3 separate regions of the Homo sapiens genome follow, and regions 2 and 3 are each linked to region 1. A link is a loop called in an ENCODE intact Hi-C map of the cell type or tissue named here. Cell type or tissue: PC-9. All regions are shown on one strand.

What was found. Hi-C counts contacts between places; a loop is a spot of excess contacts. Peaks named below come from ENCODE experiments on the same cell type or tissue, not always from the same donor. Only the 100,000 strongest peaks of a DNase experiment are listed, where the experiment ranks them.
Region 2: it touches region 1 in a loop (4-fold over the local background); 2 of 110 quality-filtered maps call a loop at or near these places.
Region 3: a loop joins it to region 1, with 5 times the contacts of the local background. A loop is called at or near these places in 74 of 110 quality-filtered maps.

Annotation. Positions count from the first base shown.
Region 1 is chr11:129,371,760-129,379,759 of GRCh38, forward strand. BARX2 (BARX homeobox 2) reads left to right here and starts at 4,089. Exons shown (of 4, transcript NM_003658.5): 1 at 4,089-4,463. The coding sequence starts at 4,277. In PC-9, CTCF peaks have their summits at 4,459 and 4,664; DNase peaks (open chromatin) are centred at 1,992, 3,742, 4,392, 4,912 and 1 weaker place; H3K4me3 peaks cover 5,359 bases; H3K27ac peaks cover 2,538 bases; H3K27me3 peaks cover 926 bases.
Region 2 is chr11:129,589,321-129,597,320 of GRCh38, forward strand. No RefSeq gene overlaps it. Among named protein-coding and RNA genes, the nearest start is that of LINC01395, 24 kb to the right of the region's middle. In PC-9, no CTCF peak of the experiment used is centred here; a DNase peak (open chromatin) is centred at 3,981.
Region 3 is chr11:129,746,985-129,754,984 of GRCh38, forward strand. No RefSeq gene overlaps it. Among named protein-coding and RNA genes, the nearest start is that of TMEM45B, 65 kb to the right of the region's middle. RefSeq lists enhancers at 3,060-3,561, 3,562-4,061 and a silencer at 3,849-3,948. In PC-9, a CTCF peak has its summit at 4,039 (motif pointing left); a DNase peak (open chromatin) is centred at 3,907; H3K4me3 peaks cover 347 bases.

The DNA.
Region 1 (8,000 bases):
CAAAGCCCCACTTCATGATTGACAGCTGGGGTGTGCTTCCTCCCACAGAAGCCCTTTACAGTCTGAAAGCAGGAAAGAGTGAGTGGGAAAAAGAAAAGGGAGATGGGGGGCAAAAAGGGAATTGGGCTAGATGCCATTGCTAAACACCCGAAATGAGAGAGGCTCATTTAAAGAGAAAGACAAACTGAGTACAACTAATTAAGATTTGATGTCCCATCTAACATATTATTTTCCCATTCATTCATTTATTCATGACTCATTTACTGAGAACCCACTGTGTGCTTTATGGGTATTGGTGATACAAATGAATAATATAACATAGGGCGTAGGCCCACCTGGTCATTGTCCAGTGAGTGAAATAAACATGCAAAAGACAATACAGTATAGGATATGCCACCACAGAAGTAGGAATCGGCAGCCTTGGGGAGTGGGGAGACACTTCACAAAGGAGGTGACATTTGAGATAAGTCTCTAGGTTTTGGGGCAGAGAAGGAGGGGATAGGATGTAAAGGGCATTCCAGTGAAAGGGAACAAACTTGTATAAAGGCATGGATTATGAAAGCCCATCCTTGTGAAGTAGGTTTTGTGGTCACCATTTACAAATGAAAAAACTGAGGCTCAGCTTAGGGAGCAAAAGAGAGCGCAAGGCTCTAGACTCCAAGATCGGGCATCTCTCCCTCTCCACTGCACAGGGGACTTGTGCCCGCAGACCCCTTCTGAGATTTCTTGCCTCTGTAGCGCGAAATAGAAAAGATGGAAAATCCAAGGAGGTGAATTGGAATTTTTACTTCTTCACCTATTAAAACACTGCAGATTTCAAATCAAAGAACTCGTCTGCGGGAGTGTCTGGATTTTGTGAGTTTTGTGCCTGTGGCCGAGTGGAAGCGGAGAGGAGTGAGAGCGCTGGGCGACGCGGCCAGCCAAGGCGAGGCCGGTCCCTCCCGGGCTTGGGCTCTGTCCCTGCGCGTGAGCCGCCTGCAGCCTTCCGAGGGGCAGCACCGCGACCAGGAACACGCGAACGCGAGTCCAGACCCGGGTTTGGAAAAAGGGAAGAAGGAGAGGAGGAGAAGGGAAGTTAAAAAGAGAGAGAGAAAACAAGGATGAACGATGGGGAGAAGGGAGGGCAGAAGAGAGAAAACAGAAGCGGGAAATTCGACAGAGGAGGAGAGGCCCAAAGGGCGGGGAGCAATGCGGGGAAGGGAGAAGTGGGAGGGAAGAAGAGGAGAGGAGTCAGTGGCGGTGGAAGGAAGGGGAAGAACCAGAGAGAAGAAAAGAGGTTAAGGAAAAGAAGAGCAATGCAAAGTCGGGGCCCCGAATAGTGCCGCATTCTGTGGGCACACGCCGGGCAGATAGAAAGTATAGACGCGACGCGCTCGGCCCCTCGTCGGGCGTCGGGTCCTGGTGCTGTCGCTCAGGTGCTGGTCCCCAGCTCCAAGCCCGCCTCGTAGTCGGCGCTGCGGGTGAGATCGCCCGCAAGCACTCAGTTTACTGGCGGCTGCCTACCAGCGGCTCACTTTCCTCGGGGCGCCTAAAGCTCCCCGCCCGGCATTGCCCCGGGAGCGAACGCTGAGCCCCTGGGACCCAGCCCCGACTCGGCGCAGCGGTTTCCCTCTCGGCTTGCGCCCGGGAGAACCCCCTCCGTCGTGGCGTCGGACGGCGATGCCAGGGCTGAGCGGTGAGCTGTCCCGGGTCCCGCGCTTTGACCGCGGACCAGCCTCAGGGTCCCGCCGCGGAAGCAGGGGGCGCGCCTGGGGCCAGCCTGTAGACCCCAGAGTCCGGCGGCAGGACCCCCGGCGCCACCCGGACACCTGGCAGCAGTTCTCGCCTGCCCTGCAGCCGCCTCTGCATGGAGAAAGAGAATGAAAGAAAACAATTCTAGATGGAGAGGAGGGGAGGGGAGGCCAGTTTGCAAATACTTCGGGAATGAAGTTCCTCAAAGACGCGTTGCGGGCCTTGTCTAATGCTAGGCTGTGACTTGGCCTCTTAACATCTATTTTCTCACGCCTGTAATCCCAGCACTTTGGGAGGCGAAGCGGGTGAATCACGAGGTCAGGAGTTCAAGACCAGCCTGGCCAAGATGGTGAAACCTGGTCTCTACTAAAAAATACAAAAGTTAGCCGGGCGCGGTGACAGGCGCCTGTAATCCCAGCTTCTCGGGAGACTGAGGCAGGAGAATCGCTTGAACCTGGGGGGCAGAGGTTGCAATGAGGCGAGATCACGCCACTGCACTCCAGCCTGGGCGACAGAGTGAGGCTCGGTCTCAAAAAAAAAAGAAAAAATCTATTTTCTCTAACAGCCTAATGATTAGTCCTCTGGGCGTGTCCCTCCCTCCTAGTTTAATCACCGGCCCAGGCGCCCTCATTTACTTGCTTCCGCGGCCACCAGGGCCCCCTGGGCAAGCAGCTCCGCAGAGAGCCCGCCGGCACTCGCGGACGCTTCTAGGCTGGGAGCGGGGAGGAAATGTCACCGGCCCCAAACTCGGCCCTAGGGAAGGCCATCCGCGTCTATACTTCTCAGTGTCCCTGTCGTGCGTTTTCCTTCCAACCCCATGCACACTCATTCCAACATAAAGTCGTGGAAACGGGCGTGCACTGGGCTGTTCCCGCCGAACACCGGGCGCGACTCAGGCTGCCGGAGGCTTCCCGGGCGCGGAGGCTCGGCGGGGTCCCCTTTACGCAGCAATTCCAATGAACAACTAAAGTCCGTACAGATTTTGATTGGAACAGACCCTAAGACTAAGAGCCTGGAAAGAAAAAGGCAAATCACCCAATAAACGCCTGTCTTCGCGACTCTCTAACCCGGTCGTATCGCGAGGGATCCGGATATTGAAAGCCCCTTTGCCGGAAGACTCGGGCGCTGGGAGAAGCCCGCATGGGACAGGCTGCCCCAGTGCCCGCCGGCTCCCTAGAATCGTGCAGCTCTGACCCTTTCCAACGAGGAAAAAATGTTTTTATAAACAATGTTTTAAAAAAAACCGCACACTTTTTTAAAAAGTCAGAATCTCGCTCTTGTCGCCCAGGCTGGAGTGCAGTGACGAGATCCCGGCTCACTGCAGCCGCGAACTCCTGGGCTCAAGATTTCCTCCTGCCTAAACCTCTCCAATAGCTGGGACTACAGGTTTCCTCTTGCCTCAACCTCTCCAGTAGCTGGGACTACAGGCGTGCACCACCATGCCTGTTTTTAATTTTTCTTTTGTAAAGACAGGGTCTCCCTATATTGACCAGGCTGGTCTCGAACCTCTGACCTCAAGCTATCGTCTCACGTCGGCCTCCCAAATGTTGGGATTACAGGCTTGAGCCACCGCGCCCGGCGATAACTCACACTTTTATTAGTTTTTCTTTTCTTATCTTTTTTTTTTTCTCAGTTTTTTATGAGGGTAACGGACGGGGCCAGGGTCATTTATGATTTGGGATCTTGGGGCAGTCAAGTTTGCAACTTCAGCTCAAAAGTCTTACGCTCGGAGCGCGCAGGCTCAGCGCGGGCTGCGAGACTGCGAGTGGAGGGCTTGGGAAGCCGCGGTCTTCGGGAAACCGTCCACGCGGGGAAGGAGAAAGGCACGGTGGGTCCTCGGGGGCACTGGCTCTGTGGCCCGAAGTCCCGGGAGCCTAGTGAGGACTAGACTTCTTTCTAGTAAGAGACCTGAACGTGCCCTCCCGCTGGGCTGCGGACACTGGGAGCCGGGCCGGCGGGTGGCAGGACAGGCAGTAAGGTGCTCATGGGGAACACTGCCCCGGGGAGCTACCGGCCTGGGCCTTGGCCGCGGGCTGGGGCGGTGCGCGCTCCCCGCACCGCGCGCACACTCCTGCACACACACCTGGAGCGCGTCCCGGGGGGGAGGGGGAGGAGAGCCAAAACGAGCGTCTTAAAATAGAGAGCCAGGCAGAGGAGCGCGAGACACCAGAGCGGGAGGCAGCGACTGAGAGCCGCCGGGCACTAGGCGCGCAGGTCGGCGCCGGAGTGGCACGGGCGGGCGGGGGCGGGGTGGGCGCGGACGCCCCTCAGCACACACTCCGCACCCGGCCCTGCAGGAAGCTCGCGCTGATTGACAGCTGCGTTGTCCCAAAAAGGCTCAGCGAAGATGCTGATCTGCGGGTGGGTCTAGACGCGCGGCAGGCGCGCCCGCTACCCGCTCTCCTCCGCGCGCCACCCGAGCCCCGCCGCCTCCCCAGCTGCCGGGAGCGGGGCCCAGGCCCCGCCGTCGCGCCAGCCCCGCGGCCCCAGCGGGCCGGGCACTCGCAGCCGCGCTCGGGCCGGCGGACGCTCGCGCCGGCTCACCATGCACTGCCACGCCGAGCTGAGGCTGAGCTCGCCCGGCCAGCTCAAAGCAGCCAGGCGGCGCTACAAGACTTTCATGATCGACGAGATCCTCTCCAAGGAGACCTGCGATTACTTTGAGAAACTTTCCCTCTACTCCGTGTGCCCGTCGCTGGTCGTGCGACCCAAGCCCCTGCATTCCTGTACGGGTAAGACGCTCCGCTAGGGGATAAGTGGGGTTCGGTAGCTTTCACGTCCGTGTAGGTGGCCTGTGCTTTGCGATCCGAGGGCGAGAGGAAGGGTTAAGTTAAGGGATTCTTTTCCTGCGCCTCAGCAAGCGGTGGGCATTGCAAAGGCATCTGCGACGTGGCCGGGAAGGACCACGCAAGGTGTGGATGGCACGAGTGGAAATAAAGGCGGCAGGGCCTTAGGAGTGGGCTGCTCGCGCAACGCCTGATTGTCCTGCTCGGAGGAGAACGCTTCCTCGTTTCCTGCTGAAAGTTCAAACACTTGAGCAGGTTCAGCGTCTAAATCGTTGTTTCAGGAAGTGGTGGTGTGTGTGAATTTCAAACTTGAGCTTGGCGGCCTTGCATCTCACCTTGAGTTAACTTGTCCAGCCTCCTACTGTCTCCACTGTGAATTTTGCAAGTAAATCAGTATCCTGAGGTTCTCAACAAAATCTCGAATTCACTGAGCTTTGCTTACAATGATCGCCCTCTGAGAAAGTAGTTCTGAAGTACATTGTCTTTGTGGCACAAGCCGAAAAGGTCACCCTCGTTTGTCTTAAGTCAAGCCGAAAAGGTCACCCTCGTTTGTCTTAAGTGACCAAAACCAGCAATGGTAACAATGAAAACATTACTCACACCTGGTTTTCTCTCTTCACGGGAGGTAAGAGCAATAGTAAAGATAAAGAGAACTTAATACATATATTGAAAACGTAGTAGAGTTTCTATCGAAAATAAATCCAAGGTACTTTTAAAATTTTGAATGCATTAAGAGAAGATCCAAGTTTCAAAGTATCTCGGCATTGTTAGGATTTAGGTTATGGAACATGGGTATAATAAAACGAAAAAGAAGTAGGAGCACTTTTTATCAGAAAAAAGTTATTGAGTGTGCTTTCCATTAAAGGTAAGCATAAAGTATTTCCAAACCAAAAGAACCTTTGAGATTGTTAGTTGCATGAGAGGCATGAGATAAATTAAATTACACTTAAAATGAAAAAATGAAGGGCCAACAGTTTTGGAAGATATTTTTTGGAACATTTGAGTTGTTAATGCTCAATGCGTGGAATCCTGTATTTTCTCTTGGTTCCATTGATAGTCCCTATATGACAATCAGTAAACATATGATAAATACATACAGTGAAGTTCTTTTAAAACCAAATTGTTCCTACATGTATTTGGTTGTAAAATGTATACTGTATTCAGTTATGCCTTTTTAAAGTTAATTTGTCTGTAAGGTAGAATTAGGCCTGATGTCCCATAACAAGCCTTGTAATACTGAATTTTTAAAACCAAGAAATATATGAAACAAGGAACAAATAAGAAATTTTAGAAACAAGATAGATCTCCTGAGAACTGATATTTTTACATTTGTGTATAGGTGGTTGTGGACCCTTGGACACATACATACTGAATAGGGGTGATAAGTTGAATATTGTTTTGAGCACAAATCATCCTTTGTTATAATAACTCAATTCCCTTCGAGGAAAAAGAGAGGATCTGTTTCAGTCATTAACATTGCGTATGGGACATTCCCAGGACAAAACAGAACAACTTCTAAGCACCTAGGTAGAGCCTAGTGCCGGCAGAATTTTCAGTGACTTTGTGCTGTGTTGACTTGAAGGCAGCTTTTCCTGGCTTATAGGAGTCACAGAATTGGATCATAGAAGAAAACGTGGCAGAAGAGGAGTAATAAATAGCTGCAGAGAATAGTCATTCAGTCAGAGGTGGCTGAGTAAGTGTCGTGTTTTATTGAACCTTGTGTGGGAAATAAATCAGAGGAAAAAAAAATGATTCATATGTAGTTTTGTGAGTGTTATAAGTGAAATGCACGTATTTCACAGACTTAAGTGTTGCTCAGTCTTGTGCTTTTCGAAGTTCACTGATGGTTCGTGGTAGAGGGTGGCTGTTGGCAATGGTTTTCTGGCTCCGTTATTCCAGTACTTTCTTCTTTCGGATTGTTAGTTGAAAATGTGTCGTTATTTTGCTCTAGTTGAGAATTAAAATATAGAAACTGGGATTTGCTGGTGGAATTAAACCCATAAAAACTGGCTACAATAGTTCATACTTTCAGATCATAAGCCTTCAGTGGGTTTACAGTTACAGTTAAAGCCTTACATGTATTAGATCATGGGAATCCCATTAGTGTCTTCTCAGGGGTTTTGCAAATACCATACTTTCAAAGCATTTTTGTTTTTAACAGTTAAGGTCAGGACAAAAATCTTTGATTAGATGAATGTAATCTTTTTTCTTATTAATTAAAAACAACAACAATAAGTTGCTGGCATCCCAAAGGACACTGTAATTTTCTTCTTTTCTTTTCTTTTTCTTTTTTTTTTTTTTTTTTTTGCTAGATGGAACTAAATGTTGAGCACTGGTGGTGGAAGCAATGCATAAAAAGTTCAAGTGAAAGGCATACATTGGAATTAAAGTTACTGAACTTTCTCAGCCTTTCATTTGCTGATTTAAGATTTAAAGACGTGTAACAGAAGTGAACTGTGTCAGGTAAAATAATGAAAACTAAGAGAAAAAAAAGGCCTCAAAATTAAAAAGTTACCAGCATGTACAATAAGTGCATAAAATTGGGATGGAAAGAAAACTACAGCATTAAAAAAAAAAAAAACACTGCATAATGAAACAGTTCATGCTCTGTGGATTTAGTAACCTAAAGGTCAATTTATGGTACCAAATATCAGGCAGAATAGCATGTATTCAAGCAAACTGAGAAATGGGAATAGTTTTCATCTCAGGCAGATAATCACCTGACAGGAATTTATTGTTCGACATTCTAGCCTTGATGGAATCCTCACCTTCCAAAAATTGTTGTTTAACAGACGCTTTCTTATTATAAACACAATAATTTTAGTCTTGGAAAGATGTCTCTAAATTTCTCTCGGTTTCCTAGTACGTCTCGTAAATCATCCTAATAGACACTGCAAAAGGGAATCCTTTCCCTGTAAGCCTCACCACAGAACGGTTTATCATCACATTTAAACTAAAATTTAAACAGCTAAGCCCAAAAGAATGCCTCCATTTGAAAAGAGTTGTGTCATTCAGGCCATTGGTGAGGGGTGGAATATGCTTAGAATTAAGTTAGTATATAAAAAGTTGGTTTTATTCTTAAATCTGTAAACAGTAATCCCTACTCAGAAGGCAGTGTAATGCCATTTAGAAATCAGCGATGAGCTCTCCAACTTCAGAGCATTGACCGTCATTACAAAGGCCAAAAGAGAGGTGCATTTTAGGATATCATAAATACACTTCATTTAGGATGCTTTATTTTCTTTTTCCGGTTGTGATTAATGTTTCTTGGTGGAAAAGCCCACTTGAAGAAAGCTGGTTTCTTGGGGTAGAATAGTTTGTGGAAGCATCGGCGTGGTCATTTTTGAAGCCTCTGCCTTTCTGTCTGATCTTTAGAATCAGGCAGTTTCTAAATTTGAGGCGTGTTGAGAAAAAATGGATAACTTGCTTCACAAAAATAAGGATTGTTACAATTACCCTAAGGGTTTTCACATGAAGATACTG
Region 2 (8,000 bases), 220 kb after region 1:
CAGTTGTCAGCCCTTGCTTTGAAAGACAGGAAGATTGGTGATAAAGTCAGAGTTGCCCCCAAGAGGCTCTGCAGGAATAAGGACACATTCCATTCCCTCCCAGGGAGGGAGGAGCAGCGGATGGAAATAGCTAGGAGAGGAGAGGAGCACAGAGAAGGAGCCACAGAGTGAGCCTCTCACAAGAGAGGACAGGGATTAAAGCCACCGAAATCCATCAGACTTCCTCTCTGCTTTGCATTTTAAAAGCACCCGTTGCAATCATTGGCCACATCTGCTATCCTCATCAGCAGAAAGCAGAAATTATTTAGAAGCTCCTCACCTGTCCCCCTGAGTTAAATCAACGTTGCACTTGCTTGTTATTTCCATGTATTTCAATAGCTCCCAGAGGAGTAGTTCCAAGAATATGGACCTGGAATATTTCCTCTGACATAGAATTGCCAAATCTGTATTTTGTCAAGTAATGATGTTAAAAGAAAACAAAATGAAATGAGAAAACAAATAAACATCAAGCAACTGCTATTATCACCATGATTTTTTTAAGGGGGCATTTTCATGCCAAATAAATAAATGAAGCTCTTTACACAGCTCTTCCTTTTCTGATTTTGGCATGGTCTTTAGCTGTGGTCCCAGGGGATAAGGACCTACTGCTATTGGATAAGGAGAAACTATGTTTCTGACTCCATTTCCTACCATTGTCCCTGATCTGCTTCCCTCCCCTAAAAGACACCCTTTAGCCCACCTCGATACACCAGGATGTACTGCATCTTCTCACCCTGTGCACACTGCACAGAGCCCACTCCTGCATCTACCTGGGAACGCTTGCTCCTCCTTGAGCTGGCAGAAGCCTTCACCTCCTCTCCACAAAGGGGACCACCCTCCCCCATGCCATGGGAATAGTATTCATCATATTACTCTGCAATTGGTTACATTTACAAGTCTCCTTCTTTCCCTCCGCAAACTCCGTGAGGGCAGAGGTGATATCTTACTCACCCTTATAGACCTAGGCAACCAGAAGAAAACCCCCTCCCCAGAGGTGCTCAGCCACCCAGGGAGGAGGGGGTGACCCACGCAGCGTCCCCTCAATTCACCAAGAATATGCCCAGGACTGTGCTGGCCATCACTGAGGCAACACCAAAGTAGACAACGAGGTCCTTGCCCTTGGGGAGTTTACTTTTAGGGAATTTGTTTAAATCAACCAGAAGTCAGTGAGACAATACAAACCATTTGGAAGCAGTGTGAGTCAACCGCGGGCATAATAGCCCAGGGAATTTAAATGGAAGGGAAATCATCTCAGGGCGGGGTTGGCCAGAGGTGGTTTCATGGAAGAGTTGAGTTTTCATCTAGGCCTTGAAAGAAGTATAGAATTCAAATTGGCAGAAGAAAGCAAAGATAAGTCAAGGAAGGTAAGGAGTGGGAGTGAAGGCTTGAAAGAATTACACAGTGGCAAAAACAAGCAGGGCACCAGGGTTAGAACCATGCTGTAAGAACTAAGGAACTCAGCAGGGGAGCCCTGAGGGGAGGCAGGTTGGAAAGATAGACTTGAACTGAATGCCAAGCAGAGTAATATAATTTTATCGCTGGAAAGATTAGGCATCTCCAGTCCAATCCACCCATTTTACAGCTGAGAAAACTGAGGCACAGGGAGAGTGACTTCCCAGGAAAGTAGGAGCAGCAGCAGCAAACATAAAAGCAATGGCAGACATCTGCAGGACTCTTCCAACACGTTGGGCATTGCGCTAAGCACTTTATGTGCATATCTCATCTAATTACTACAACAACCCTAGGAACTAGGCACTAGATATAACCCCATTTTGCAGGTAAGAAAGCTAAGAAGGCAAGCAGCTGGCTCAGGGTCACAAGGTAACGTGGCCAAGCAACAGAGTCAGCACTTTGGAATTGCTCTCACAGGGTGCCTGTGCTCCTGGAAAGAAGGTAGGACTTGAAATCAAAAGACATGCATTCAAATGCCGGCTCCACCTCCAGAGTCATATGACCTCGGGTGAGTTACCTAACCCTACTGACCCTCTGTTTCCTCATTGGTACAAAGGAGATAATAATTCCTACCCCACAGGATTTCTGTGGGGATTAAGAAAGCTTAGAAGTGTCAAGTTCTTGGCCCGTAGTATGAGCTCAGTAAACGTTACGCCCATCCCCTCCCCTTCCCACCATCCCCTTCCTTCCATTAGCCTTGACGCTACCTCTACGGTCCTGCAGCTGCAACTCCCCACCCCTGTCCCACAGATGCAGGCCTCCTCTGTCCCTGGACACTGGACTTCAGGCTGAGGTGTCCTGCCTTGGAGGTAACTGCATGGTGGAGGGGAGAGGAAGGGAGGAGGAAGAATCTGGTTTTTCTCATAGCTCATTTGGCCCTAATGATGTTACTGGCATGGGAGGGAGAACAGATCTGCTGCCCTACTTGGAGTGAGGTGTGCAAAGCCCCACAGTGAACCAGTGGAAAGACACAAGTGGACCGTTGTCATAGAATGACCTCTGGCTCCCTGGTTTCTTGAGTTCCTTGTTCCCTTTCCACCCTCTTTACTAAAACTCTCCAACACAGTGAGTTGTCTGCTGCTTAACTGTTCAATTCGAGGCCTCCAAAAACATGCATAGAGAGACAGTTGGTAGGGACCCAACAACAATAACAAGAACATTGCTCAAACTTGGTTGTCCGCAATGGAGAGAGATGCAGAATTTTCATGCCTGGCTAAGAGGTGGGACAAGATGAACATCCTCCTTGTCAATTTTAAGTGTTTAGAAAATATAACAGCTTCTTGGCCTCTTGAATGGGGGTCTGCTTGGTTGCAAACCACCAGCCAACCCCTCAAGTGTTAGCAAGCTTGAGCAAATCTGTGAAATTAGTGTTTGGGGGCTACTGAACTGAATTAACTGGGTTTTCAAGGCACTCTGGAGAAAAGGTCATTTTAGGTGAACCATGAGTTAATAAGGCTGCGTATTGTAGATGATTTCTATTGGAGTTAATGCAGGTGATGGATGACTCGGGACAGACATCGGGGTGGAATCTGACACTTTTAAAGTACCCAGTGTGTGCAAGGCACCATACCAGTGCTTCACGGGTGCCGTCCTGCTCAATCGTTCCAACAACCCTACGAAGTGATGAAACCAGTGCTTGCAGTTAGCCAGTTCTGCGTTTCATTCACAGCCCTGCTTTCTAGTTGTGTAACTGAGGAGCATTATTTAACTTCTCTCAGCCCTGATTTCCACAGCTGAAAAGGACTCACCTCCTAGAGGAGCTCAGAAGGTTGAAAGAAATTGTATGTGAAAGAACACGCCAGCTCCTGGCTCGGGCTGGTGGTCCTAAACAGTTGACTATCACTGAGAGCTGGGGAGGTTAGAGGGCTTCAGGAGGCCGTGGGCTCACCAAACCCCAAAGCTTGGGAAGGCTTTGATTTTGTCTTGTTACATCTAAATGCATTTTACTCTGTTGAAAATGAGGGTGAGTGTATTGGTTGATTCTGGAGTGTTTTTGGAAAGTGTGAGCGAGCCCCAGCATAGAAGTCAGGAGTCTCATGCAAGTTTCAGGCCCTCAGTTTCCCACATCTGTAAAATGATACCACTGGACGTGGTGATCTCCAAACTTCCTCCTGCTCTGTGAGTCTCCAGCACTCAGAACCTTCCGCTGCAAAACACAAACCCATTTGTATAACCTTAACAGCCTCAATCCGGCTTTTCACATGTGACAGGCAGCTTGGGAGGTACAAGAAAAATAACTCAAATAATTTCAAAACAAAACAAAGCAGGCTATACTCACTGCCTCTGGATTGGATACGCTTTCCATTTCTTGCCCTGTTCACCTGCACAAGGAACATAAACAAGATTATTATTTCTTTTAATAACACACACATTGTCTACCTGGCTTTTCATTTGGGCCCTGTGCCAGCCATGTGGATAAGATCTTTCAGGAACTTTTATAATGTCACATACTTATGCAAATTGGCCAAGTGTTTATAGCAACAGGCACCACAACAGGTTTCAATTAGCGAAAAGCAGCCAGGCAACCTAAGCAGCTTTGAGCACTGTGGATGCAGGAGCAAAGCTCTGGTCCTGGGAGGGTGGGGTAGATTTGTTGAAAGGACAGATTCTGGAGCACTTCAGGCTTCATGGCTGCTGCCTGGTTAAACCACACTGGTCAAAACCACTCCAGCTCTTGAATCTGGGTTTCCTGTTTTTTCCAGCAACAGGGTGTGACTGTCCCATTGCAATGGATTCCAGAGGGTGTGACTGTCCCATTTTATGGGTTGCTGAGGGCCATACACTAGGTTGGCTGCCTATGGATCCAATTCCACCCTCCATCATATAAACTCCTGAGGGGTGGCCATGCCTGAGCAGCCCCTCCAGTGTGAAGCCATGTGTGAACTCAGCCTACGAGCCACAGGCTCATGTGTGCGGTGATCAGGAGTGGGACCTTTAAAGTTAGACAGACCTGGGTACAAGACTTGGGTTCATGGCCCAACTCCACTACTCACTAGCTATAAGACTGGGCAAAATACTTACCTTCCTTGCATCTCATTTTCCTTATTTGTAAAACAGAAATAGCCAGACCTGGGTGTCAATCAGTCTCACTTTCTAGGTATGGGTAATGCCACCCATCTCACTGGGTTGCCTGAGAGTTAAATGTTATTAAGTGTTTATTTCTGATGTAGTAAGTGTTTGATCAATGGGCCTCATCATCATCATCATATCATCATCATCATCATTATCTAGGACATTTCCCAAGCTGTATTTTGGGGGAGGTATTAATAGGCGATATTTGAACAATGGCTTCTGTGGTCAAATTAATTATGAAAGTACTAACTAAAGAGCACAGGTAGACAAGCTTCCTTCCTGCAAGACTTCTCAGAGCCTAATGAGAGCTGTACTTTCTGAAAGGCGGTCATGGTGCTTGTTGTTTCTCAAACCAATTTGTTCTTAGAACCTCCTTTAGTTGTGGGCCATTTTGGGGACTAGGGATCCATGAAAATACCTTTGGGAAATCTTAACCAAGACCTAGAACCGGGGAAAAGGAATCTCGAAGAAGAAGTATGTGGTGAGAAGTGAAGAGCAGGACATTTGAAAGAGGAGTAAAAATAGGGCATGAAGAGAAGGGGGTTGGACATGGCCAATGAGTTCTGAGAAGCCACCAAACACCCCACAACGTCCGCTTCCAGCATTGCCCCACTTCTGAAGAGCTCTGCTTCACATCAATGTGTCTTGCATCTCTAGAGAAGCCATCTGGGGAGCCAGGGCAGGCCTTACTATCCCCATTTCTCAGATCACCACAGTCAGGTGCTGACATGCCAGGACCACAGAATCAGGAGGTGGTGCCTCTGAAATGACAGAGCATTTTCCCAATGTCACATTCTAGAGTTTTCTGTGGGAGTGAGAGGAAGGTTGATCTAGATTCTAGATTACAGATCATTTGAACTCCACTTAGCCTGAGATAGTTAGGTAATTCTGATTAATTCTGGCTTATTTTTGGCTTTAGGTATTACCGACTTGTTTTCATTTGTAGCCTCTTTCCAACTTTTACATTTGGAACATTGTAAAAATCTGCTCTGTCAAGAAGCATAATTGGAATTTTCCCACACAAATGTTTAAATGAGGTAAGATTTAGAAGAATCAAATTTCCTCTTCCTGCCTCTTTTCTGCCTTAACCCCATCCCTATCTTTAAAGCTCAGTAGCCTTGGGTTTAATCTCCCAGGCTCAGGTGGCCCTCCTAGCACCCTATGACTTCACCACAGAAATTGCTGAGGTCCACATGTTCCCTTCACAGTCCTTTGGGATAAGGAAAAATCCCAGGGGCTTGTAAATAGTGCAAGAAAGAGCACCCCACCCAGCACTCTATTTAGCTTGGATGAAGAATGCACGCAGTGACATTGCAAAGTGCCCCAGGCAGTGACGGGACCCAGCGCGGCTCCCACACCTCATCACCTGCTGATTGATGACAAGGCTATAGATAGAGCCACATCTATAGTGTGGGTTAGACGTGGTGCTGCATGTGCTGTATGGGGGCTGTTGTTTTCCCCTTTCACACTTGCTGCTTTGCTGAACCAGGGACTCCTCCCTGCTGAGGAGTAGGCAGAAGCAGTAAACATTTTGACCAGATGGAGGTGATCAATTAATTAGGGACTGAGTGGGAGTGTGCCTGTCTCACTCAAGCTTCTCAAAGCCAGCTCTGGGCACCTGGGAATGCATGTGGGGAAAGGCCTTTCTCTTCTGTTTTGATGTCTGGCCTTTTGTTTTTCTTTTTGTTTTTACTAAGAAAGCAAATTCAAACAAAGCCAAAAGGCTTGTCTTAAGTCTAAGACCCTGAGAACAGGAACTCTTTCCCTAACTCAGCCTTCCAAGATCATTTATGAAGTCTTGGCTGTGTACCAGCGCTGTGTATGGAATTCCTGGAAGAAACTGGGGTAGGAGCTCCCAGGCCAGCTGAAGTGACAAGATTCTCAAACCTCACAGAGGGGAGATGACAAGAAGAGATAATGTCCTAGGAGGCTGTGTTATCGACATCTGCCAGTTTTGTCAGCTCTGTAGGTGAGCCACCGTTCCACAAGGCAGAAGTCCTAGTGGGCTGAAACCCCCATGAGAAGTGTGAATGAGTGAATTAAGCCCTTTTGCTACTGAGGATTCTCATTCGCAGTAAGGTTGCAGAGGGACAATGACGGTGTCCAATGGTAAGGTCTGTGACCTCTTGTTACTTAGACGTTTGGGGCCATCTTGGTCCTTCAGCTTCCCAAGGCTTGTTTTTTCAGTTGTCTCTCTTCAATTCCATGAGCTACTCAGTATCCAGTCCCCTTCCAATATATTCTCTTTTGCTTCAATTAGTCAAGGTCTACGTTTATGGTTGAAAACAAAGAATGCAAAGAGCTATGACCTTGACACCAGAAGCCCTGGTTCTGGGTTACAATATCAGCTCTGCCACTTGCCTATGGTGTAATGCCCACCTTGGACAAGTCACTCTTTGAGGCTAATCCATGAGATGGGGACAATAATAGCCAAGTGTCTTCCTCTTCAAGATGATAGATATCAAAGTGCCTCATGTAAGTATGACATGTTATCATTGTTATTAGCAATGAATGTTTGTAAGACAGGTGCCAATGGAGAGTGGGTAGAGTGATCTTCAGGGAACCAAACTGATGAGAGAAGAGTCAGTAAGGCAGGGAGGAGCAAAAATGAGTTTGAAGTGCTGCAGCTGTACAGGGCATGGCAGGATTCCAGGGCTCACAGTGGAGGCCTTGCACACAGGAAGAACGTGCTGAGCACAGTGGCCCTGTTGGCGATCTTCTGGGTAGAAAGGAGAGAGGAAAGCTTAAGAAGCAAGATCAACTTACAGAAATGTGAGGTACATGCACATTCTGATCCCTATTCTTCAGCCATAGGCTTGAGACAACCCGTAAGTGAGGCTCGAGGGTATGTTACTGTTGCAATGCATTGATTTGACACTGCCAACCATTCTAGATTCTGCTACTAGAGTCCAGAAGACCAAGAAAGGGGTTGTGGTAAGGAAGCCTAAGCTAGCTGGAGACAAAAAATGGAAGGGTAGGCATAAATCAATGGGAGACAATGGAAGAAATGGTGTCATTTGTTAACTTGCAGGTGAGGAGCAGTGTTAGGACAGAAAAAAGGGTAACACATTTGTTGACTACCTCCTCTGTGTCACCTTTTATGTAATCCTCTCAACTACCCTGTGAGATAAGCTTTATTATTCCCATCTTATCGATGAAGAAACTGAGGTTCAGAAAATGTTTAATTCCCCAAGGCTGCTATGTGAAAGAACTGAGCCTTAGGACCAGCTCTGTCTGGCTCTATGTTCTTTTTCACACCGTCACATTAACCTTCAAGAAATAAAGTAGTGAGGCCCAGAGTTTACCATAGGAACCCCTCAGTGGATCTGCTGATGCCAAAAGATGAGCTGAAATATGTTATCATAAAACTTAGAAGGGGGCTGGGCACAGTGGCTCACACCTATAATTCCAGCGGGCTGGGCACAGTGGCTCACACC
Region 3 (8,000 bases), 380 kb after region 1:
TTCCACAGGCTCCTCAGATGATTCTCATGAGCCGTTAATGGTTAACTACACAAGGCTGTGCACAAAGCCCCACTCAGCCAGCCAACTTCCCACGTGTGGGGTCTTAACCTACTGAGTGTCATCAAAATGGCCTCCACTTTCTTGAGCCCACCCAAAAGCTAAAGCTAGAGCCAGGAGGGGATGAACATTCCGGGCCTGTGTGTCCATGGCTTCAAGGTGAACAATGACTGTGTGTCCTCGGAGGTGAAAATCCTTTCTCCTGTCTGGATGCTCAGAGGCAGGCATTTTTCTTTTAGGCTGGAGTTAAATATAGTGCTTAATGCTTTGCAGACTTCTGGAGGGAAACAGGAGCAGCTCAGAGCAGTGGAATGTACTGGGCTGGAAGTCAGTCATCTACAGCCACAGCGCAGGCAGACATCGAAGCCTGGGGGAAGCTCAACCCCAGAGTCGGACCACTTGCTTTAGGGGTATTTATTCAGAGGAATGGGACAGCCCTTGAACGTTTTGCATTTTTCCTACAGTTTCAAAGGCAGCAGTGGCCTAAGCCTGTGTATAACTTGCCAGGTAAACTGGCATCATGAGAATTTCCCTGAGCTGAGCGGTGACAATTGTTTTTGCCATCTTGATTTAGAAGCCAGAACAATTCAGAGAGTTGTAGATAGTGGGGGGGAAAGTCATAAAATCCGTTCTCCATATTCTGCCCCCTTTCGGGCCCAAATCAAGTTTGGCTTCTTTCATGAAGCCACTCACATCCCCCTGTCTCCTTCTTTTGAACTCCTATGACACTTATATATTAGTGGCATATATTTTAACAAAGTTGCTTTTTTTTTTTTTTTTAATCTTTGAGACAGAGTCTTGCTCTGTCACCCAGGCTGGAGTGCAGTGGTGTGATCTTGGCTGACTGCAACCTGTGCCTCCCTGGTTCAAGTGATTCTTGTGCCTCAGCCTCCTGAGTAGCTGGGGTTACAGGCGTGAGCCACCACACCTAAGTTTTGTATTTTTAGTAGAGACAGGGTTTCACCATGTTGGCCAGGCTGGTCTCGAACTCCTGGCCTCAAGTGATCTACCCACCCCTGCCTCCCAAAGTGCTAGGATTAGAGGTGGGAGCCACTGCACCCGGCCTCTATTTTTATTTTAGGTTCAAGAGGTACATGTGTGGGTTTGTTCCATGAGTATCTTCATGATACTGAGGTTTGGGTTTCTAACGATCCTTTCACCCAAGTAGTGAACACAGTACCCAATAGGAAGTTTTTCAATTCTTTCCCCACTCCCTCCCCTGTTTTTTATTTTTATTACTTTGCTTTTGTCTCCATGTCCCCATATCATAAGCCTCTTGAGAATGGAAACCACGTCTAAGCTTCCTTGTATCCCCCTCAGTGCCTGTCATGGTGCTGGGTACAGGGGCACCAATGAGTACCTGTTGAGATGAACAGGGACCACCTTGAAGGGAGAGGGCTGGGGAAAGGAGAAGGCAGGCACAGTAAGAGCTCATGTCCTCTGCATACTGGTTACATGCTGGTGCTGTCATCGGCATTTAACATGTGCTAATCTGCTTAATTTTCACAGCTGCCTTATGAGGTGAACCCACCTTACAGAACAGGTGATTTAGGCACAGAGATGTTACCTGAATGGCCCAAAGTCACACAGCTACTAAGAGGCAAAGCCAGGATCTGAACCCAGAGAGTCCAGCTCCAGAGTCCATGATCTTCCATGTCTCCCACTACTGCAGAAGGACAGCTATCCCCTGGTGGCATGTGGGCAGTAATCAGGCCAGAGAAACGGAGGAAGTATATACTTTCCAGAAAAAAATAAACCAGACCTAGAATCCTTATCCCAACTCAACTTGCAATGACCGCTAAAAAAGGGTCTCTTCAGCATAAGGACAAGGTGTCTGTCCCCAGGGCCTCAGCTCTGCTTCTAGCTATCAACATGTCCAGAGGACACTGACTGTGGCCTCTGCTCTCTCCCACCTCCCAGAGCTCCTTCCTGCCTCTTCATAGATGAGGGGAGAGATGATGGGAGACAGAGGGTGGCATTTGCCAATGGAGACTAGCCCCAGGTCAGAGAGCCTGGGCTGGCACTTAGGAGTTCCCTGCTGGGAGCGACCCCCAGCCCAGCTGCATGCACCAAACTCCACCCAGCAAGAGAATTCTCACTGCCCTAGAAAAGCAGCTCCCCAAATTTAAACAATCCTGACCCCACCTTCTGCCTCCTGCACATACTTTCTTTGAAATCTTCCAATGCTGAGTAAAGGAAAGATTATTTGATGTCTCTGAGTCTCATCTCTACAAAACCAACCCTGGATGGCCACGTCCAAAGCTACCAGAGGTAACCCCAGTTCTGCTCCAGGGGAGGGGATAAGACAGCATCGACTGCCTTGCAAGGAAGGATCTTGCAACACGCAGCCCGAGAAGAACCTTTCAAGGAGGACAGGGGAAGACTTTATTTTAAAAGTAGTGACTGTTTCAAGGATCTACCTTATGAAGTAAAAGTGAACTTCTTGCTCCAGTAAGTAATTTAAAAGACAAATACGTTCACAGACATACATAGCAACAATGAAGAAACCATAAACCATCACACCAGTTGTCCAAGGCATAAACTGTCAGTGTGGTTCCAAGAGACATTGGCTTGGTTTGGTTTTGATGGAAATCTCTGTATTATCTATTTTTTCCCTAAATGCAAAGTGAAGAGTGTTTTTATCCTTCCTTTATTCACTCAGTGAACACCTACTAAGTGCGACCTCCAGTCCTCAGGCTGCATGCTGGAGATTCAAAGGTGAATATGAACTCAATGAGATGACAGCCCAGAAGACAGAGATGGATAAGTAAATAGTCTCAAGTGCAGTGAAAATTTTGGATTTCTGGGATAGGCGCTATTGATTCTATAAAGGGGACAAACCATGAAGGAAGAGTTAGACGAACCCAAAGGCCATCACGGAGGAGGCAGTGCTTCTGCAACATTGCGAGGAACTGCAAGTAGTATAAAAAAGCAACAGCAGGCGTCGGGGAAAATAGTGAGAATGAACACTGGACATGGATGTGGTGGCACACCTGTGGTCCCAGCCACTCAGGAGGCTGAGGTGGGAGGATTGCTTGAGCGCAGGAGGTTAAGGCTACAGTGCGCAGTGATTGTGCCACTGCACTCCAGCCTGGGCGACAGAGAGAGACTCTGACTCTAAAAAAAAATGAAAATAAAATAAAATATTAAAGACGTAGACAGGAGTCAGATCATGGAGTAAAAGAATTATTCCATTAATGCAGCTCTTGTAAGCACTTCCATCTGACGTAGCCGAGGACTTGATTCAAAATCCTTTCTTTGACCTGCATTGCCTAGAATTCTCCGAGAGAAAACAAGCTTTGCAGACTCTCAAAGGGAATGTCTGGCCATGGTGGAACGCGGGCCCTTGGAGGACTGGCCGGGGCTATGACTCTGGAAGCAGCAAGGGAGGCAAGTGCGCAAGCCTCACCGAGAAGGGAAGACCAGGCTGCTCTCAGCTCTCGGCCGGGCTCCTCACACACCGGAGTGGGCCTAAAGTTCGAGGAGCTTCTTTCTCCTTTTCTCCCCGCAGTGCTTAACGTCTCGGGCCACGGGCTGCCAGCACTCACCTTCTGCCGAGGCCGCCCTGCGGCCTCCCTGTTCTGAGGCCCCTGCCCCTCCCTGATGAAACTTCCTCGGTGCTAACTTGGCAAGAACAGGCAAACGCTGCTGTGCTTCCCTTTGCCCATGAAAAGAATGAGGTTTAGGGGAGGCTCTGCACAGTCCTGTGCTGCCCGGGAGAGCTGAGCAGAAGCTGTTGAAGCCGGCCTCCTGGACTGAGCTTGGTCCAGCAGCCTATCCACGTGAGAGCCCTGGCTGTCTGGAGGCACAGGGAGCGGCTGGGCCTGCAGCGTCCCACCTGGAGGGAAAGGACGCACCGCGACGGAGGCGTGGGCCCTGCGCCGGTGCTGGGCAGGCGGCGGCCGCGCGCCCGGGAGCCACGCTTCTCCGGCGGAACGCGGCGCCCCCTGGCGGCAGAACGCTTGTGGCCGCCGTTACGCTCGTGTGGAAACAGCGCCATCTGCCGAACGTTCTGTCACATTGCTGATTGGCCCACACAGATTTTGTAAGGATTTTTCCTTCTGCTTGCTTAAATCAGGCCGTCCTGAGCCTATTCAAAGTGTACTTTTGAAATGAAAAAAGAAACTGACTGTACAAGATGTTTTGCTCGCTGGAAAAACGAGGATGAAAGGAAAATGGGTAGCGATTATCTGAATAACATGTGCTTCCTGTCTGTAGTGAGGTGTGAACATGGTGGGGCCGCACGTTGCAGAGGAAAACGCATGCATTTTGGAGTCAGGCAACTGCAATCAAATTCTCACTAGCTCCGTGAGCTAGGAAAGTTACTTAGCATTTCTGAGCCTCATTTGTCCTTATCTGTAAAGTAGAAGTACATTTACCTTGCAGCATTGTAGCAAAAGTTAAATAAAATAATGTGCATAAAATGAAAATTAAATGTGTATGAAGTAAATCAGATAATATGTATAACAGGTAGGCTTTAAAGTATAACATAAAAATATCACATAGACATTTTTCTAATTGTTAGAATCGTGAAATATTCCTGAAATGGATTTATCAAATGAGAAGATGGAATCTCTCTGAGGTATTTTTAAATTTTCTCTACAATGGTTGATTCTGACCTTTCTGTAAAAGACGATCTATTTCTGGGCACAGATCCTAGAAGCAGAATTCTGCCAAAGTGAGACTCCACTAACATTTATTGAATGTCTGCCACATGCTAGACACTTTCAAAGATGCTCTTTCATTATCGCCAGTAAAATCTGAAGCTTCAGGATCTATTTCCTCTTCCCAGCAGAAAGTTTTGCCAGGAATATTAGAACCTCTTTTTTACAGCCTCTCAAGTACTTTCAAGATTACTCAGAAAATCCCAAAACTTTGAACAACCCAAATGCCAATTAACAGGAGAATCAATGATAGTACATCCATACAATGAAACATTACTGGGCAATGAAAAAGACAAACAACCAGATAAACACCGCAGGAGGGACTCTCAAATCTGAGGCAAAAATAGAAAGTCAGGCCAAAAATATACTGTATTTGCATGAAGTTCTAGAATATGAAAACCTAAATGATGGAGATAGAAATCAGAATCGTTGTCCACACAGGATAGGGGTGGGGATTGACTGCGGAGGGGCACTAGGCAACTTATGGGGTGATGGGCATGTCCTGAATGTTGATCTAGGTGCTGGTTGCACAGTTATGTACAGGCAGTGGTGTGCTGAAGCCTGCTGGCACCATCAAGAGAGTGGACTGTTAATTTTTCAGGATGTTTGCAAGCCAGTCAGCATCACATTGATAGCTTGGAATCCACCGTGGTGGAAATATTTATACTCCAGAAATTGGCAAACACTACAAAGCAGGGCTTTTTTATCCCACCAGAGAGCCAGTTGTAAAACATGTATGAACACACAACTGTATATATTTGCCAAAGCTCATTGAATTATATATTTCAGATCTATGCATTATACTGTATGCAAATTATATTTCAAACATGGGGGGTGAGTACAAGCTCTCCGCTATCAGAGTGTGCAGAGCACAGCTGGAGGCCCATGCTGAGCAGCTGGGGAGAAAGGTTGGAATCAGTCATTTCTGGAATGGAAAAGCAAAATTTAAGAAGTCTTTTCAGTCATAATGGGTCTAAAGCAAGAAAGCAGATCAAAATACATAAGCCTCAGAATAGAGGTGCAAGACTGGGTCAGCATTTTGATAATGGCTGCACAGATTGCAAATCATCAGCCTCACCTTAGCAAGGAGGAACTGGAGGCCCATATCAGAATCCAATGTTCATCATCTATAATTTTATTAATTTTATTCTTTAAATCATCACACAGGCCAGGCACAGTGGCTCACACACTTTGGAGGCTGAGACAGGTGGATCGCTTGAGCCCACGAGTTTGAGACCAGCTTAGGCAACATGGCGAAACCCCATCTCTACAAAATACAAAAAATTAGCCAGGCACGGTGGCACATGCCTGTAGTCCCAGTTATTCAGCAGGCTGAGGGTGGGAGAATCACCTGAGCCCAGGAGTTTGAAGCTATAGGGAGCCATGATTGTGCCACCGCACTCCAGCTTGGATAACAGAATGAGATCCTATCTAAAAAAATATATATATATATATATATATACACACACACACACACACACATTTTTTTTTAGTGTACAGTTCTATAATTTTTACATATGTATAGATTCACATAAGCACTGCCACAATCAGGATTCAAAATAGTGCCATCACACCCCTAAAAACTCCCTCATGTTTTCCCTTTATAATCACAGCCTCTCCCATTCGTAACTCCTGGCAACCACAGATCTATCCTCCATCAGTATTTTATCTTCTCAAAAATGAGAAATACAGCACGTAAACTTCTGAGACTACTTCCTTCCCCATCCCCCAGCATCATGCCTTGGAAAGTGCTCAGCTGCTGCATGTGTAAACAGTTCATTCCTTTCTACTGCTGAGTAGTATTTCATTGTATGGATATACCACAACTTCTTCATGCATTAACCTGTTCAGTCACCTGTTGAAGGACATTTGCTTGGAGCAATTATGAATAGAACATCAGATAATCACAGAATTATCAACAGAACATTTATATAAAGGTTTTTATGTAAGCATAAGTTTTCACTTCTCTAGGAAGTGGGGTTTCTGGGTTATAAGACAAACACGTTAGCTTTATAAGAAATTGCCAAACTTTTCCAGACTGGCTATACCATTTTTTATTCCCACCCACAATGTATAAAATTTGAAATAGAGCTTTGGGAGGCCGAGGCGGGCGGATCACGAGATCAGGAGATTGAGACCATCCTGGCTAACACAATGAAACCCTGTCTCTACTAAAAATACAAAAAATTAGCCAGGCACGGTGGTGGGCACCTGTAGTCCCAACTACTCAGGAGGCTGAGGCAGGAGAATGGCATGAACCTGGGAGGCGGAGCTTGCAGTGAGCCGAGATCACGCCACTGCACTCCAGCCTGGGGGACAGAGCGAGACTCAGTCTCAAAAAGAAAAAAAAAAAAGAATTGCAATAGAGAGAAGAATCAAACAGATGCAATAAAAAATGATATAGGGGATATCACCACTGATCCCACAGAAATACAAACTACCAACAGAGACTACTATAAAAACACTTCTATGCAAATAAACTCAGAAATCTAGAAGAAATGGATAAATTCCTGGACACATACACCCTCCCAAGTCTAAACCAGGAAGAAGCTGAATCCCTGAATAAACCAATAACAAGTTCTGAAATTGAGGCAGTAATAGCTTACCAACCAAAAAAAGTCCAGGACCACACGGATTCACAGCTGAATTCTACCAGAGGTACAAAGAGGAGCTGGTACCATTCTTTCTGAAACTTTTCCAAACAATAGAAAAAGAGAGAATCCTCCCTAACTCATTTTATGAGGCCAGCATCATCCCAATGCCAAAACCTGGCAGAGACACAACAAAAAAAGAAAATTTCAGGCCAATATCCCTGAGGAACATCCATGAGAAAATCCTCAATAAAATACTGGCAAACTGAAACCAGCAGCATCAAAAACCTTATCACCACGATCAAGTCGGCTTCATCCCTGGGATGCAAGGCTGGTTCAACATATGAAAATCAATAAACGTAATCCAGCATATAAACAGAACCAATGACAAAACCACATGATTATCTCAATAGATGCAGAAAAGGCCTTTGACAAAATTCAACACCCCTTCAATGCTAAAAACTCTCAACAAGCTAGGTATCGATGGAACGTATCTCAAAATAATAAGAGCTATTTATGACAAACCCATAGCCAATATTGGCAAAAACTGGAAGCATTCCCTTTGAAAACCAGCACAAGACATGGATGCCCTCTCTCACCACTCCTATTCAACATAGTGTTGGAAGTTCTGGCCAGGGCAATCATGCAAGAGAAAGAAATAAAGGGTATTCAAATACGAACAGAGGAA